Linked DNA regions of Homo sapiens: region 1 is linked to region 2. Evidence: chromatin loops called from intact Hi-C (ENCODE). Cell type or tissue: left lung. All regions are shown on one strand. Region 1 holds the start of LOC102724382 (a long non-coding RNA gene). Region 2 overlaps TFB2M (transcription factor B2, mitochondrial).

Evidence for each region. A loop is a pair of places that touch in the nucleus more often than their neighbours do. Peaks named below come from ENCODE experiments on the same cell type or tissue, not always from the same donor. Only the 100,000 strongest peaks of a DNase experiment are listed, where the experiment ranks them.
Region 1: it touches region 2 in a loop (11-fold over the local background); 58 of 110 quality-filtered maps call a loop at or near these places.

Annotation. Positions count from the first base shown.
Region 1 is chr1:246,676,157-246,684,156 of GRCh38, forward strand. LOC102724382 (a long non-coding RNA gene) reads left to right here and starts at 2,597. Exons shown (of 3, transcript XR_949364.3): 1 at 2,597-7,029. In left lung, no CTCF peak of the experiment used is centred here; no DNase peak of the experiment used is centred here.
Region 2 is chr1:246,546,986-246,554,985 of GRCh38, forward strand. It overlaps TFB2M (transcription factor B2, mitochondrial), which reads right to left. Exons shown (of 8, transcript NM_022366.3): 5 at 4,228-4,317; 6 at 1,560-1,622. Among named protein-coding and RNA genes, the nearest start is that of TFB2M, 15 kb to the right of the region's middle. In left lung, no CTCF peak of the experiment used is centred here; no DNase peak of the experiment used is centred here.

The DNA of each region.
Region 1 (8,000 bases), 130 kb after region 2:
TCCCAGGTTCACCCTATTCTCCTGCCTCAGCCTCCTGAGTAGCTGGGACTACAGGCACGCGCCACCACGCCCAGTTAATTTTTTTGTATTTTTAGTACAGACGGGGTTTCACCGTGTTAGCCAGGATGGTCTCCATCTTCTGACCTCGTGATCTGCCCGCCTCCGCCTCCCAAAGTGCTGGGATTACAGCACCGGGCCCTGCCAGTTTCTTTCTTTCTTTTTTTGTTTTTTTTTTTGAGACAGAGTCTCGTTCTGTTGCCCAGGCTGGAGTGCAGTGGTACAGTCTTGGTTCACTGCAACCTCCGTCTCCCGGGTTCTCCTGCCTCAGCCTCGTGAGTAGCTGGGACTGCAGGTGCGTACCACCATGCCTGGCTAATTTTTGTATTTTTAGTAGAGACGGGGTTTCACCATGTTGGTCAGGCTGGTCTCGAACTCCTGACCTTGTGTTCTGCCCGCCTCGGCCTCCCAAAGTGCTGGGATTACAGGCTTGAGCCACCACGCCCGGCTGACAGTTTCTTATAAAGCTAAATATGCATCTATTGCATGACCCAGCAATTCCACAGCTAGATTTTTACCTAAGAGAGATGACAACGTGTCCACACAAATGTTCACAGCAGCTTTATCCATAACAGCCAAAAAATGGAAACACTCCAATATCCATCACCGATACAAGAGACTACTTACTATTCAGCAACAAAAAAGAACGATCTATGGACACATAAGTGACATAGATGGATCTCAAAGTAATTTTTCTGGGTGAAAGAAGCCAGAAGCAACAGAGTACACATCACATGTTTCTGTTTATCTAAAGTTTTAGGAAATGCAAACCAATCCATAGCAACAGAAACAGATCGGTGTTTCTCTGAGGGGCAAAGGATGGAGGGAGGATGAATATACATCTTTCAAAGCTCATTGAGTTACGTACTTTATTTTTTATTTTTCTTTTTTTCAGAATCACTTGGATTTGGAGAGCTGCGCACTTTAAATGAATGCAGTTATGTACATAAGTCATACCTCAATAAAGTTGTTAAAAATATGTTCAGGCCAGGCGCAGTGGCTCACGCCTGTAATCTCAGCACTTAGGGAGGCCGAGCCAGGTGGATCATCTGAGGTCAGGAGTTCCAGACCAGCCTGACAAACATAATGAAGCCCCATCTCTACTAAAAATACAGAAACAAATTAGCCAGGCATGGTGGTGCATGCCTGTAATCCCAGCTACTTGGGAGGCTGAGGCAGGAGAATCACTTGAACCCAGGAGGCGGAGGTTGCAGTGGGTCGAGATCGCACCATTGCACTCCAGCCTGGGCAACAAGAGCAAAATTCTGTCTCAAAAAAAAAAGTATATATACACATGTATATATATATATATACACACATATACTTGGAATATATATATTTGGACTATATATATATATTTGGAATTTTATATATGTGGAATATATATATGTTCAGTTTGTAGCCTTATGGGATCTCAAAGTAATATATGATGGCCAAGGGAACCCCTACTGTATGACAGAATATCTTATTTCCTTTCACTGTTTTTGCTTAGTTGGGTTAGAAAAAAAATTTTGGTGACCTCCAAGTACCAGCCCTCATTTGTGTAAGACCTAACTGCCCAACTAGCTACTTACATAGTGTTGCAATCCTCTTATTTTTCTTTATTTCTGTCTGAAGTCTCTCCACTGCTTTTAGATCCTTCTAGTTTCTTCTGAAATGTTGAGATGGCAATTTAAAACCATGCTTTTTTTCTACTTGATGTGGCAGTCCAAATTCCAAATCCAATCTAATTATAGACATTCTGTAAGGACAACCTGATCTCCCTCTGGCCGGAATGCATTGATCAAAAGTGAGGTTTCATGATTTTATTGCTTTTCTTAATTGCCTGGGATCAAGGGTCAGGAAGGAGAGATAGGCACTTAGGGAGTGGAGGCAGCTGACATCATCCACCAGAATGACGACAGCCCATAAATGGCTGGTTCTTATTTTCCAAGTACAAGGTTGAGGGTTGGCAAAATCTCTACTAAACAAAGAAGAAGAAACTCTTTGCCTAAGCTTCCAATCTGCATAGGAACTTGGTCCTAAAGGGACTGTAAATGTAAATAATCTTTTCCCCCCACCTCTCCTCCCCACCCCCACCCCCAACCATTTCTTTTTCTTTTTTTTTCTTAAGTGGGAAAACCTAAATTATTGGGATAGGAATAGTAGTTGAGCCAACTCTGGAGAGGAGCCTTTTGTCATATAGGGTGGTTTTCTGGTACGTAAGAGCCGGAGCGGGGAAGCAGTCCTGCAGTCCTAGGGCTGGAATCTTGATGATTCCACATCAACTAGGTGTGCAGCCTCCACTCTGGACTCCAGTCTCCTCATCTGTACAATCTCTTTTTTTTTTTTGAGACAGAGTCTTGCTCTGTTGCCCAGGCTGGAATACAGTGGTGCGATCTCGGCTCACTGCAACCTCCGCCTCCCGGGTTCAAACGATTCTCCTGCCTCAGCCTCCTAAATAGCTGGGATTACAGGCACGCGCCACCACGCCCGGCTAAGTTTTGTATTTTTAGTAGAGACGAGGTTTCACCATCTTGGTCAGGCTGGTCTCGAACTCCTGACCTTGTAATCCAGCCCCCTCGGCCTCCCAAAGTACTGGGAATACAGGCATGAGCCACTGCGCCCAGCCCCTCATCTGTACAATTTCTAAGATAACTCCAAACTTTAAAATCCTCTTATTCTTTGAATATCCAGAAGTGTTCGACTTTCCACCGCTGAGAAAAGACAGCCTGGATGTCTGTACTTGGTGGGTGGGTGAGTGTAATCACTGGGTTGGGTAGGATGGGAGTTCTTTGAAGCTGTACATGGGGGTCAGAGGTGGAAGAAATGAAACGATCTGTAGAATTTGAAGCACTCGCTGTGCCCATAGCCCCCTTGTAAAGAAGAGCCTGCCACAGATCGCTGCTTCTCAATAAGGTTTGATGCTTTTCCTTACATTATCCTGCAAACCTAGTCACAGGTGATTAGACTGGGGCACTGGGGCCTTGGCCTGATGCACGCCTTGAAGCTTGAACCTGAAGAAGGACAGTGACTTGGATGAGAACGGGTTCTTTGGGGGCAGTTTTTGTCTCTGGAACAACATAGAATCAGGAACTTTTGTGGAAGTATCTGCCCAGGCAGGTCATGTCTCAGATGATTTCGGTTTGGAGCACGGAGTCTGTATCTGGCCGTGGCAGTCAGAAGAAGCAGACGCTGGGGCCGTTGTCAGGGAAACAGCATAAGGCTGAAGAGTCTAGAAGCAGCAGAACCACTAGACAGCCAGAAAGGCTCGCTCTTGAGAGCCACCAAGAGCTAGAACCCAAACAACGTTCCAGTTCTGGAGGACCTGGCCCCGGGAGCATACTACCCCTTGTTATATGTGCTCCTTACACAGGCAACCTGGGAAAGAGTCTAGTTCCTGCCCCTGGAGACCAGCTGCAGCACAGATGTTGTGTGTAAGCCTTGTCTGGCTCTTTAAAGTTGTGTTATTTGGGGATTATTGGGCAGTGTTAATTTGCTCTGTTGTATCAGAGATGAGGCTGGGCTCCGAGCAGTTTCAGTGACTTACTTGAGACCAAGAGCAGCACAGCTGACGGAGGATTTTCCACTTCAAATTTGAGAAGTTGAAAATACCTGTAGGGCATTTCTCCTGGGATCACCACTGCATCCTTCTCCTCCTGCTCTTTTGTGACCTAGAACTTTGTGCCTTTGATCACTGTTACTCTGGGTCTTACACATGGAAAAAGACAACAGAGGCAGTTACTGTGTATCTGCAGGCCACGGGCAGTGAGGCAGTTAGCATGGAGTTGTCCTGTGTTTGTGTGAGTTTCTCTGGGGGATCCTGGTAAGAAGGCAGAGGGTTTCCCTGGCAGACCTGTGTCTGTTCTGTGCCTAGGGCTGCCAGATGAAATACAGGATGCTCAGGGATTGCACCAGACATTCTTGGACTAAAAATAATTTGTTTATCTTAAATGCAAACTTAATTGGGCATCCTATATTTTTTGTCTGCTAAGTCTGGCAATTCTGTCAGTGCCACAGTGTGTTATAGAAGCTGAAGACCACAGGAGACAGGGTCATCAGGGCCAGAGGAGCAGAGGGGATCCGTCTCCAGAAGCAGCCTTCAGCCCCCATCGTAGTTCCTAAGCAGCCCAGGGTCTTGAGTCTGCAAACAGAAGACGGTATCGGCACAGCCATGACAGCAGTACGTCTGCAAAGGGCAGGATGTGATCACAATGCGTTGGCATTTGTGGAACAAGACTCTGAGTCTGCAGAATTTAAACCGTTTTTAATCTTTCACAAAAGTGGAAATGTAGTCATAGCTTAGAATGTGATGAAAAAAAACCCCAAAAACTGAGTACTCTACCTGAAGTGAAAAACCTTCTGAACGTGGCTGTGTGTGCTGTTTGTCCTATAGTGGCAGTCACGGTGGCCCAAATTCACAGAATTGTGTGTGTCACTCCTAGTTTGCAGATAGCACCAGCTAAAAACACAGTTAGGAGATATGGCCTATAATTGCCATTTGTTCTGGCTCTTAGATCATCTTATTTTTATTCCGATCTTGTTCCAGAGATGAGATTGCTGGCTGCACCCAGCCGACACTCAATGATTCACTGTGAAAAAAGATGGCGTTTTCGCTTGCCCTGTTCCTAGGCTTAGCTTCCATTGCCTCTGCTTGTCAGCAACAGCTGTTGGCCCCTCTGCCCTTGCGGGACCAGCTCCTCTGGATGAGCGCTTTCGTCTTTGTCCGACCCTCTTTCAGGACAGCAACTCCCACTTGGTGTTAAACATCATTGCTCATAAATAGAAGTGCATTTGGATTAGCTGTGGCCAAGGTCCATCTGGTCTCTTTCCTTCTGCATAGAGTGATGAATTGGCTAAAGGACAAGAAGGGAAGGGTAGAGCAGCTGGTGAGGCGGTCACCACAGAACCAAGCCTTGTCTGTGTGCGATGCAGGTTTCCTTGTGCAGAATGAGCTTGAGTGACCCGGGAGGCACCCTCCCCTACAGCCCCTTGGCCATTGTGGGAAGGAAAAGCAGATTCTAATACAGGACACAGCAAACATCATGTTTGTCTTCATGTCTGCAAAGCATGCTGGATTTGTCCAAGGAAAAAGCAAGTAAAAATAGAGAAAAAGGAAATGAGCACTCATTTTAGAAATAATGCTTTTTTTTTTTTTTTTTTGAGACGGGGTTGCCCAGGTCTGAGTGCAGTAGCGTGACCACAGCTCACTGCTGTCTCCATCTCCCACTGCACCCAGTGAGACAATGGCTTTTTTTTTTTTTTGAGACAGTCTCACTCTGTTGCCCAGGCTGGAGTGCAGTGGTGTGATCTTGGCTCACTGAAACCTCTGCCTCCTGGGTTCAAGTGATTCTCCTGCCTCAGCCTCCCGAGTAGCTGGGATTACAGGCATGTGCCACCACACCCAGCTAATATTTGTATTTTTAGTAAAGACAGGGTTTCACCATGTTGGCCAGGCTGCTGTCTCAAACTCCTGACCTCAAGTGATCTGCCCGCCTGGACTTCCCAAAGTGCTGGGATTACAGGTGTGAGCCACCGTGCCCAGCCGAGATAATGTATATTGATGAGTATGTACACATGTGTGTATTTTTTCTTTTAGCTAGTGACGAGTCTGGCAGGCCATAAACACTTAAGGGATCAATAATTTAATAATAAACACAAATGGAATTGTTGCAGGCATAAAAGAACAAAAATCTGCAAATGGAGGCCTGGGAGAGGGCAGGCTCTGGGGGAGATGGGAGCCAGCTGTCAGTAAAAGCCTTCACCAACAGGCTTTTGCTCTGTGGCTGCAGTTCCCTTTCCCAGCAGCCCCGAGGTGGGTCTCCAGGGAGCCCTCCACAGCAGCCCTTCTGTGACCTCATGCGCTGATGGTTGTCTCAGCTACAGGAGTGGAAGGCGCAGCCAAGCAGCCGCTGGTATTTCTGTGTTGCATATGGGCTGGGGTCCCTCCTGTCCTTCTCTCCTACACGATCCCAGATCTGATTTCTAATGGTGTTGTATTTCCTCCCTAAATCATTTTTCAATAGTATTTTTGTTCTTCTGTGGGATACAGAAGAACTTTTTTTTCCTATTGCAATAAGGACAAGTAAACAAGTCAGAAGCCTCAGAAGACCTCAAGAGAGAAATCACAGCCTTCAATTCCTGGTCCCTTTCTGAAACCTCAGCTCTTGATTCACTTAATTTCAAGGAGAATTGTTTTATGACTACGCCAAGCTGACCCAAAGACCCCTGGGAAGCACGTGGCCCATCAGAGGGAAGGGCTAGGCCCTGGGGCTGGAAAGGATGCAGAGCCTGTTTTCAACAATTACGTCTACATTTTCCAAGAGATTAAACCGATTGGAAGCCAAGCATTGGAGAAGAGATCTTTTGTCTTCCTTGGCAACATTTCTGAAATCTACAGATAGGGATGAGGAAGTGAGGCACATTTTTCATCTGTTCCAACAAACTGCCAATGGAATGGCTGACATGCCATTTTAGTGTATGTCATCTCTCCCGTGTTCCGTCATCACTGAGGGTCAGCTGGGCCCTGCCCTTGAATACAGCACAGGGCTGGTGTCATGGAGCCGGCCTTCCTTACACTAATGAACCGCAGGAGCCTCCCCTTGTCCCTTGCCTGGGGGGAACTAATGGCATTGCAGGGCAAAGGCTCAGCAGGGACCCTGTAGATAGAGGATAGATCGGCACCCAGGCGTCTTACAGGGTGGACCCCATGCTGGCAGGGTGGGAAGCCAGAGAAAAGAGGCTTGGAAGAAGCAAAGGGAACTCTCAAGAGGGTGCAGAGATGAACGTGGCTTGCACCTGGAGAATTCCCAGCCAATGTGAGCTTGACGCCCCTCTCCTTTCCACCAATCAGATGGCACTACCACCTCCTCCTAATTCCTCTACCAATGAAAACTAGGTTCCTTTACCTTATCCACCAATCAGGGCTTTGGACAAAGAATAATCTTATCAAACCCCACATGGATTCACACGCATCTGGTAGCTTGGTTGTTGGTAAGTCTCTGCATGGCAAGCTGGGTCTCCAAGTCTTTATTGTTATGCTTCTATCGTTTGGAGGCAGAAGGGGAGATGGGAGAGCTAAAAGCCCAGGTCCCTTTCTTCCCTGAAAACCCTGAAAAAAGTTTCTGCCTATGTGAAAAAGAAGGGGTTTAGTGGACAGTCATCATAAGCCAACAGTGATATGTGGGCGTCATGCTAATGCCGTGGCTTAGGCTGCACTGATACACATTTATCAAACCAATACATTGCCAACGGAATGGCTGACACGCCGCTTTAATGTATGTCATCTCTGTGTTCGGTGAGCGCAGTGATGTCCTTCAAGGAAGGACTTGTTGCCTTGGCTGCTGCGCTGCCATGAGCGGGGCTCTGACTATGGTGAGATTAGCTGGTGACCTCGCACCCGTCATACCAGTTGGGCTGTAATGACTCCTAGAGACAGTCGCTCAAGATAGCTCTGTGTGTTTGTTTCATAAATAAGCTCCATGGCAAATTCGCATTGTTTTTCCCCAAATAAGCAATTCCGAAGGCTGGGCCTTCACTGAGAGCTTGCATCTCTGCATAAACTGCCTCTGGGCTTTGGGACCTGCTTTAGCTTCCAGGAGCTGCTCTTCAAGACCACATTCCTCCCCAGAGCAGCCCTGTCAACATCCAGGGACAGATGAAAGCCCGAGTATGAAGACCTGACCATCTCCCCCGAAATCAGGAAACTCTGAAGAGCATTCTAGCTCCAAAGATTCCTGTGGGTTGGCTGGGGCTGTCCTTGGACCTGTAGTACAGCCCAGGTCCTCCCACTGCCCACACCCGCTCTTGCCTCCTCTCTTACACAGGTGTTGGTCTGAGGGCACTTGTACAGGCTAAACTCCATCTGAGTCCGCTTCCCAGGAAAACCAGCCTGCAGGGAAACCATGCCAGTTCTCTGTGCTACTTGCATCTCCCTTGCAGAGCTGCCTTCAGAATCTGGACAA
Region 2 (8,000 bases):
TTTTTTTTTTTTTTTTGAGACAAAGTCTCACTCTGTTATCCAGGCTGGAGTGCAATGGCATAGTCTCAGCTCACTGCAAACTCTGCCTCCCAGGTTCAACTGATTCTCCCACCTCAGCCTCCTGAGTAGCTGGGACTACAGGCGCACGCCACCACACCCAGCTAATTCTTGTATTTTTAGCAGAGATGGGGTTTCAGCACGTTGGCCAGGCTGGTCTCAGACTCTTGACCTCGTGATCCACCCACCTCGGCCTCCCAAAGTGCTGGGATTACAGGTGTGAGCCACCACGTCCGGCCAAGTTTATATTTTTAAGTTGGCCAAAAAAACTTAAGCTTTTCAGCTTCTTGCTGAAAAACTGAGAAAGTATATTATATACAGGATTGTTCATTTGTGGAATATTTGGATAAGTCCCCAATAGTATCCAAATGTACTGTATTAGACAAAATGCATTATTCCTATTCTGTTTTTTGGGACTACATAAATATGCTGTATAAATAGTCAAACAGAACTAAAAGCACAATGATGACTGATCACTCTAAAATCACAACATTGAAAGAAAACTGATAATTTTCTTTTTCCTTTAGTGGCAAGTGTGAGAAAAAAACATAAGTAAGCAAACAAACAAGATCTTCAGACTAAGCTGTTATGCTGAGATTAGGCCATTGTTAGCATTTAATTCGTTTTTTTTTTTTTTAAGCCCCAAACCTTAAAGACAGGCATCTAATTCTAAAGTGAAACTTCTGAATTGAGTCAAAAAATTGTTTTGTGAAACTTTAGCTACTTTATTAGAATTTCACAACTAGCCCTGAGATAAACTAAATGGAGGACTATAACATTGTCACTTTGGTTCTTACGTACAAAGATTAAAAAATGAACAAAAATAAAGGCCTAACTCCTGGGTAAAAATCAAGAAGTACCTATCAGTGAATTCAACCATGTAATAAGAGTAGTAATATCACAATTTTTTTTTTTTTTTTTTTGAGACAGAGTCTCGCTCTGTTGTCAGGCTAGAGTGCAGTGGCACGATCTTGGCTCACTGCAACCTCTGTCTGCCAGGTTCAAGTGATTCTTCTGCTTCAGCGTCCTGAATAGCTGGAATTACAGGCATGCGCCACCACACCCAGCTAAGTTTTGTATTTTTAATAGAGGCGGGGTTTCACCATGTTGGCCAGGGTGGTCCCGATCTCTTGACCTTGAATATCACAAATTTCTAATCGATTAATACGTCATAAAATTTTGTTTCTAATTAATCGAATTAGATAAATATTAAAATGATTTTATTTTCCAAATTTGAAATGTACCTTCATTTCAAAAGATATAAGAAGAGAACTCAGATTCTGTTTTTAAGCCTATTACTATGCTAGCATCCATTGTATAACAGCTGATAACTCTTCCAAAATACTTTTGATTCATTAAAAGTAGTAAGATATGTTTAAAGAATGTTTCTAGATATTTTAAAATTAAAAAGTTAAATACAGACTACCAAATAGTCCTAAAAAAATAAAATAAAAAATACGTCACGTAGGGAGAAAAAGGAAAAGGTATTATTTTATTCTTACCCTACGCTTTGGGTTTTCCAGCGGCCCTTTCCGGGTGTATATATCAAATGATGACCAAGGCTCCTGGGGAAGAAAAACAAAGCAAAACAACATCTTTTATTTCTCTTTGGTCAAAGTGCCCCAGTTATTACTTCCTTAAAAAACACCTTGCCTAAATAAGAGAATGGTCAGTCTAATTGGATTTAAAAGAAACATGTTATAGCTAAATAATACACATCTCTCTCCTTAATTTTTTTAAAGAGGAGGAGGATCAAAAGTCTACCCAAATACTAGTACCTCTTTTCCTTATTAAACATGACTTCGCCTGTTATGCAATTACGCAAATAAGTATTTGTTATAATTTTTACCACTCAATATTTCCATATCACAGTCAGAATCAGCAGTTTAAGGGATATTAGATTAATGCTGAGGATTTCTTTTTGCCCTACTTCAGTGGAAAAGCCTACTAATCAAACTATTTGAATATGTTAGAACATATATGGAAATAAACAAATAAAGATACTAGTGTCGACCAGGTGCTGTGGTTCATGCCTATAATCCCAGCACTTTGGGAGGCCAAAGTGGGAGGGTTGCTTGAGCCTGGGAGCTGGAGTTTGCAGTAAGCCACTGTACTCCAGCCTGGGAAACAGAGTGAGACCCTATCCAAAAACAACAATAACAAAAACCTAGTGTCAATTTTAAAATGGATCACTATTTTTCGGTATCTATCTTTTGTAAGAGAATTTTGTGCATAAGGCAATTTTAAGAGATGATCCGGTCAGGCACAGTGGCTCATGCCTGTAATCCCAGCACTTTGGGAGGCTGAGGGAGGAGGACCGCTTGAGCTCAGGGGTTCAAGGCCAGCCTGGGCAACATGGTGAAACCCTGTCTCTTCAACAAATACAAAAATTAGCTGGGTGTGGTGGTGTATGCCTGCAGTCCCAGCTCTTTGGGAGGCTGAGGCGGGAGGATTGCTTAAGCCTGGGAGGCGGAGGTTGCAGTGAGCCGGGATTGTGCTGGTGCACTCCAACCTGGGCTGACAGAGTGAGATCGTGTCTCAAAATAAAAAACCGACCCACCTGAAAAAGTATTCTCTATTAAAAAAACTATACATACCCATAACCATATTAAATTCCAAAATAAGAGTGGGTTAAAATAGATCTGACATAGGCTTAAAAGACTAAACAATATTGAACACAAGGTCTGAAAGGCTACTGTCAAGTAACAATTTATTATTAACTGCAGGGGCAATGAGAGTGGCTAAAACATATAATTGTGGCCAAATTGTGAAATTCCTAGCAGTTCCAGGAATGTCACTTTAAGTGGGGGAAGAAAAGCACCATCAGCCGTGCACAATGAGTACTGCCACTTCCCACACGCCTGGTCGAGCCTCAACAGCTTTCCCCTCATCAAGCACAGTGGAGGAAAACCTGCAAGACACTGGGAATTGACTTCAACAACTTACTCTACAGATGTAGACACACAGTGGAGCAAGTGCTGAGAAACGTTAGGTCCAGAAAGACCTTTCCTTTCTGGAGTTTAGTAAATGGCAAAACCTAACACGGGACCTTTGAAAGCAAATACTAAGGGAACAAGAAGACGAAAACATTCTGCAAGCTAAAGTCCTCAGAGGGCCTCTCTGAAGAAACTAGCTGAAAGCTACCAGGACAGAAGACTTGAGATGAAAGTCAACAGAATGAGACAAGATCAGTGGGTAAGGAAGAATTTTAGAGAAACCAAGAACTATAGTACTGAGAGTACAATATACAGTGCAGGCAGAAAGCAGAATCAGTGATGTGAAGACTAAGTGTGAAGAGATTCTGGGAATGGAGAAAAATGATGAGAGCATGACAGACACGAAAGACAAGGATCAGAGATCCAACCTAAGAACCTCAAATGTTTTTGAGGGGAAAAAAAAAGAATTGGAACAAAAGCTAAAATCAAATGAGATAACATTCCTGAGCTTAAAAAAAAAATACAGCAAGGTGCAGACTGAAGACCTCAGCATATTCTCAGGCGGAAGCAGTGACGAGAACACGTGAAGATCCACATTGTAAATATTTAAAAATTAGAGCCAGGGCCAGGCGCAGTGGCTCACGCCTGTAATCCCAGCACTTTAAGAGGCTGAGGCGGGTAGATCACCTGAGGTCAGGAGCTCAAGGCCAGCCTGGCCAATGTGGTGAAACCTGTCTCTACCGAAAATACAAAAATTAGCAAGGTGTGGCGGTGCACGCCTGTAGTCCCAGCTACTCGGGAGGCCGAGGCAGGGGAATTGCTTGAATACAGGATGTAGAGGTTGCAGTGAGCCGAGATCGAACCACTGCTCCCCAGCCTGGGTGACTTGAGTGAGACTCCATCTCAAAAAATAAAAAAATAAAAAATAGAGCCAGGTGCAGTGGGTCATGCCTGTAATCCCAGTGATCTGGGAGGCTAAGGCAGAAGGATCACTTGAGGCCAGGAGTTCAAGACCAGGCTGGGCAATATTCTTAAACATTTTAAAACTTAGCCAGGCATGGTGGCGCCTGGCTGTAGTCCCAGCTACTCCAGAGGCTAAGGTGAGAGGATCACTTGAGTCCAGTAGTTCAAGGCTGCAGCAAGCTATGATTGTGCCACTGCACTCCAGCCTGGGCAACATAATGAGACCCTGTCGCTAAAGAAAAACGTTTTTAAACAGAAGGATTTTACTCACCATGTGCAGAACCTTAATCTCACAAGCTAATTGCCAGATAACACTTAATACATGATACAAGTCTGGATTTCCGGGATCTGCCATTAGTTTCTAGTAAAAGGAAAATAAAAATTACATGTTATACACATCTATAATCAATTAAAAACAAATGCTGACTCTTAATAGGACTATCTTAATGGCATCTAGACATTTAAGAAAAGAAAACTAGAATTAGATGCAAAAAGCCGGGTGCAGCGGTGCACGCCTGTAGTCCCAGCTACTCGAAAGGCTGAGGCAAGGGGACTGCTTGAGCCCAGGCATTTGGGCGTTCCGTGTGAGATGATCGTGCCTGTGAATAGCCACAGCACTCCGGCAGGGGCAACGGCAGGGCACGCGGGGTCACGCTTGTAATTCCAGCACTTTGGGAGGCCAAGGTGGGAGGATGCTTGAGCCTAGAAGTTCAAGACCAGCCTGGGCAACATAGTGAGACCGCATCTCTTAAAAAACAACAACACACAAGTGTTAAGGCTGACTTGAAAGGACGAGGTTACCTCAACGAATGGGAAGGCACTCCGCAGACAAGAAACCACATGTGAAAAGGTCCACGGCAAAAGAGGCATGGGCCAGTGGAATATAACCCTAGCAGCAGGAATCTAACACAGCACTTCCTATTCTTCTCCTTGTCTTTCCTTTGTTGAATAGCGTATGCACAGCCCCAAGGTCCTGAGGCCCTCGCTGTCTTTCCATGGCTAGCAAATATGTATTTACTAAATGGGTCTGGGGGAGCAAATCATCCCTTCATTTTTTGCCCCACTATCCTAATCCATAGCAATACAAATAAGCATTATAAAAATCTTAATCTTCTTTGAGTCTTAATAGTACTATCTTAATAGCATCTAGAAATTTAAGCAGAGAAAACTAGAATTAGATACAAAAAGCTGGGTGCAGTGGTGTGCACATGTAGTCCCAGCTACTCGAAAGGCTGAGGCAAGGGGACTGCTTGAGTCTAGGAGTTTGGGGGTTCAGTGTGAGATGACCGTGCCTGTGAAAAGCCATAGCACTCCAGCATGGGCAACACAGCAAGACAAACAAGCATTTCCCGTCAAACTGGATTAACAGATCAATAACATGAAACATTCTGGGCAGAAAAGAAAGATGACACTCATAGCGAGATCAAGGTTGTCAGGAAGACCTTCCATTACAGAGAATTGAACTAGAGTCTCAAATCTTAGGCTCGGTGTAATGGCTCACAACTGTAATCCTAGCACTTTGGGAGGCCGAGGCAGGAGAATCACTTGAAGACAGGAGTTCAAGACCACCCTGAACAACACAGCATGACCCTGTCACTACAAAAATAAACTACCTGGGTGTGGTGGTGTGCACAGGTGGTCCCAGCTACAGGGAGGCTGAGGCAGGAGTGTCACTTGAGCCCAGGAGTTTGAGGCTGCAGTGAGCTATGAACATACCACGACATTCAAGCCTGGGCAACAGAGCAAGACCCTGTCTCTAAAAAAATTTCTTTTAATGTTTTAAAGTTAAAAAAAATAATTATAATACCCCTTAAATATTAAAAAAAAATCCTGTTAAAACTAATAAATTCAGCTGAGTATGGTAGCTCACACTTGTAATCCCAGCATTTTGGGAGGCCGAGGGAGGAGGATCACTTAAGCCCAGGTGTTTGAGACCAGCCTGGGCAACAAAGTGAGACACTGTCTCTATTTAAAAACAAAGGGAGGGAAAAAAAACCTGGCTGGGCGCTGTGGCTCATACCTGTAATCCCAGCACTTTGGGAGGCTGAGGCAGGCGGATCATGAGGTCACCAGTTTGAGACTAGCCTGACCAACATGGTGAAACCCCATCTGTACTAAAAATACAAAAAAAGTAGCTGGGCATGGTGGCGCGTGCCTGTAATCCCAGCTATTCAGGAGGCTGAGGCAGGAGAATCACTTAAACTGGGAGGCGGAGGTTGCAGTGAGCCGGGATTGCGCCACTGCACTCCAGCCTGGGCGACAGAGCAAGACTCCGTCTAAAAAAAACAAAACAAAACAAAAAACCTAATAAATTCAGCAAAGCTGCAGGATACAAAAATCAGTTGCATTTTTATGCACTACCAACGGACAATTCGAAAAACAATTCCATTTACAATAGCACCAAAAGTAACTTAAAAGCTAGTAATTAAAAACACAAATAAATGGAGGCCAGGCACAGTGGCTCACACCTGCAATCCCAGCACCTCAGGAGACTGAGGTAGAAGGATCACTTGAACCCAGAAGTTCAAGACCAGCCTGAGCAACGTGGTAAAACCATCTCTACAAAAAAGACAATAATCAGCCAGGCACGGGGGTGCACGCCTGTAGTCCCACCTACTGGGGAGGTTGAGGTGGAAGCATCACCTGAGCCTGGGAGGTCAAGGCTTCAGTGAGCTGTGATCCTGCCACTGCACTCCAGCCTGGGCGACAGTGAGACCCTGTGTCAAACAAAAATGAAAACAACAACAACAACAAAACCCACAAATAAATGGAAAGACATTTCATGTTCGTGGATTGGAAGATTTAATATTGAATACTGTTAAGATGCCACTACCACCCAAAGCAATCTCCAGATTCAACGCAATCCCTAGGAAAATCCTAACGCATTTTGGAGAAACAGAAAAATCCAGCCTAAAATCCATATAGAATCTCGAGGAAACTCAAATAGCCTAAACAATCATTAAAAAGAATAAATTTGGATGAATCAGCCCCTGATTTCAAAACTTACCAAGGTAACAGTAGCAACACAGTGTTGTCTTGGCCTAAGGACAAATATTTAGATCAATAGAATACAATAGAGCCCAGAAATAAACGCGTACACATATGGTCAAATCATTTCTGACACCAACGCCAAAGCCATTTAATGGCAGTAAAGAACAGTCTTTCCACAAACGGTGCTGGGAAAACTAGATCAAAGAATGAAGCTGGACACTGAAACCATAAGCAAAATTTACTGAAAATGGATCAAAGACCTAAACAAGAGCCAAAACTATAAAACTCTTAGAAGAAAACACAAGGAAACCTTCACAACACTGGATTTGGCAATGATCTATTAGCTACGACACAGGTCCCCAATCCCCGGGCCACGAACTGATACCAGTCCGTGTCCTGTTAGAAACTGGGCCACACAGCAGGAAGTGAGCGGCAGGTGAACAGGCGAGGCGTCATCCGTATTTATAGCCGCTCCCCACCGTTCACATCACCGCCTGAGCTCCACCTCCTCTCAGATCAGCAGCCGCCTTAGATTCTCATAGGAACACAATCCCTATTGCGCATGCGAAGGATCTGGGTTTTGCAAGGGCCTTATGAGAATCTAATCCCGATGATCTGTCACTATCTCCTGTCACCCGCAAGTAGGACCATCTAGTTTCAGGAAAACTAGCTCAGTGTTCCCACTGATTCTACATTATGGTGAGTTGTATAATTATTTCATTATATATTACAATGTAATAATAATAGAAATAAAGTGCACAATAAATGTGATGCACTTGAATCATCCTGAAACCATCCCCGCCGCCATCCACGTAAAAACTGTCTTCCACAAAACTGGTCCCTGGTGCCAAAGATGTTGGGGACCGCCCAGCTACGTATGATACCAAAGGCACAGGCAACAAAAGAGAAAAAAAGACAAAGTTGACTTCATCAAAATGAAAAACTTTGGGCATCAAAGGACACAATTAACAGGGTTAAAAGGCAACCCATAGAATGGGAGAAAATATTTGTAAATCATGTATGATAAGAGATTAATATCCAGAATATATAAAG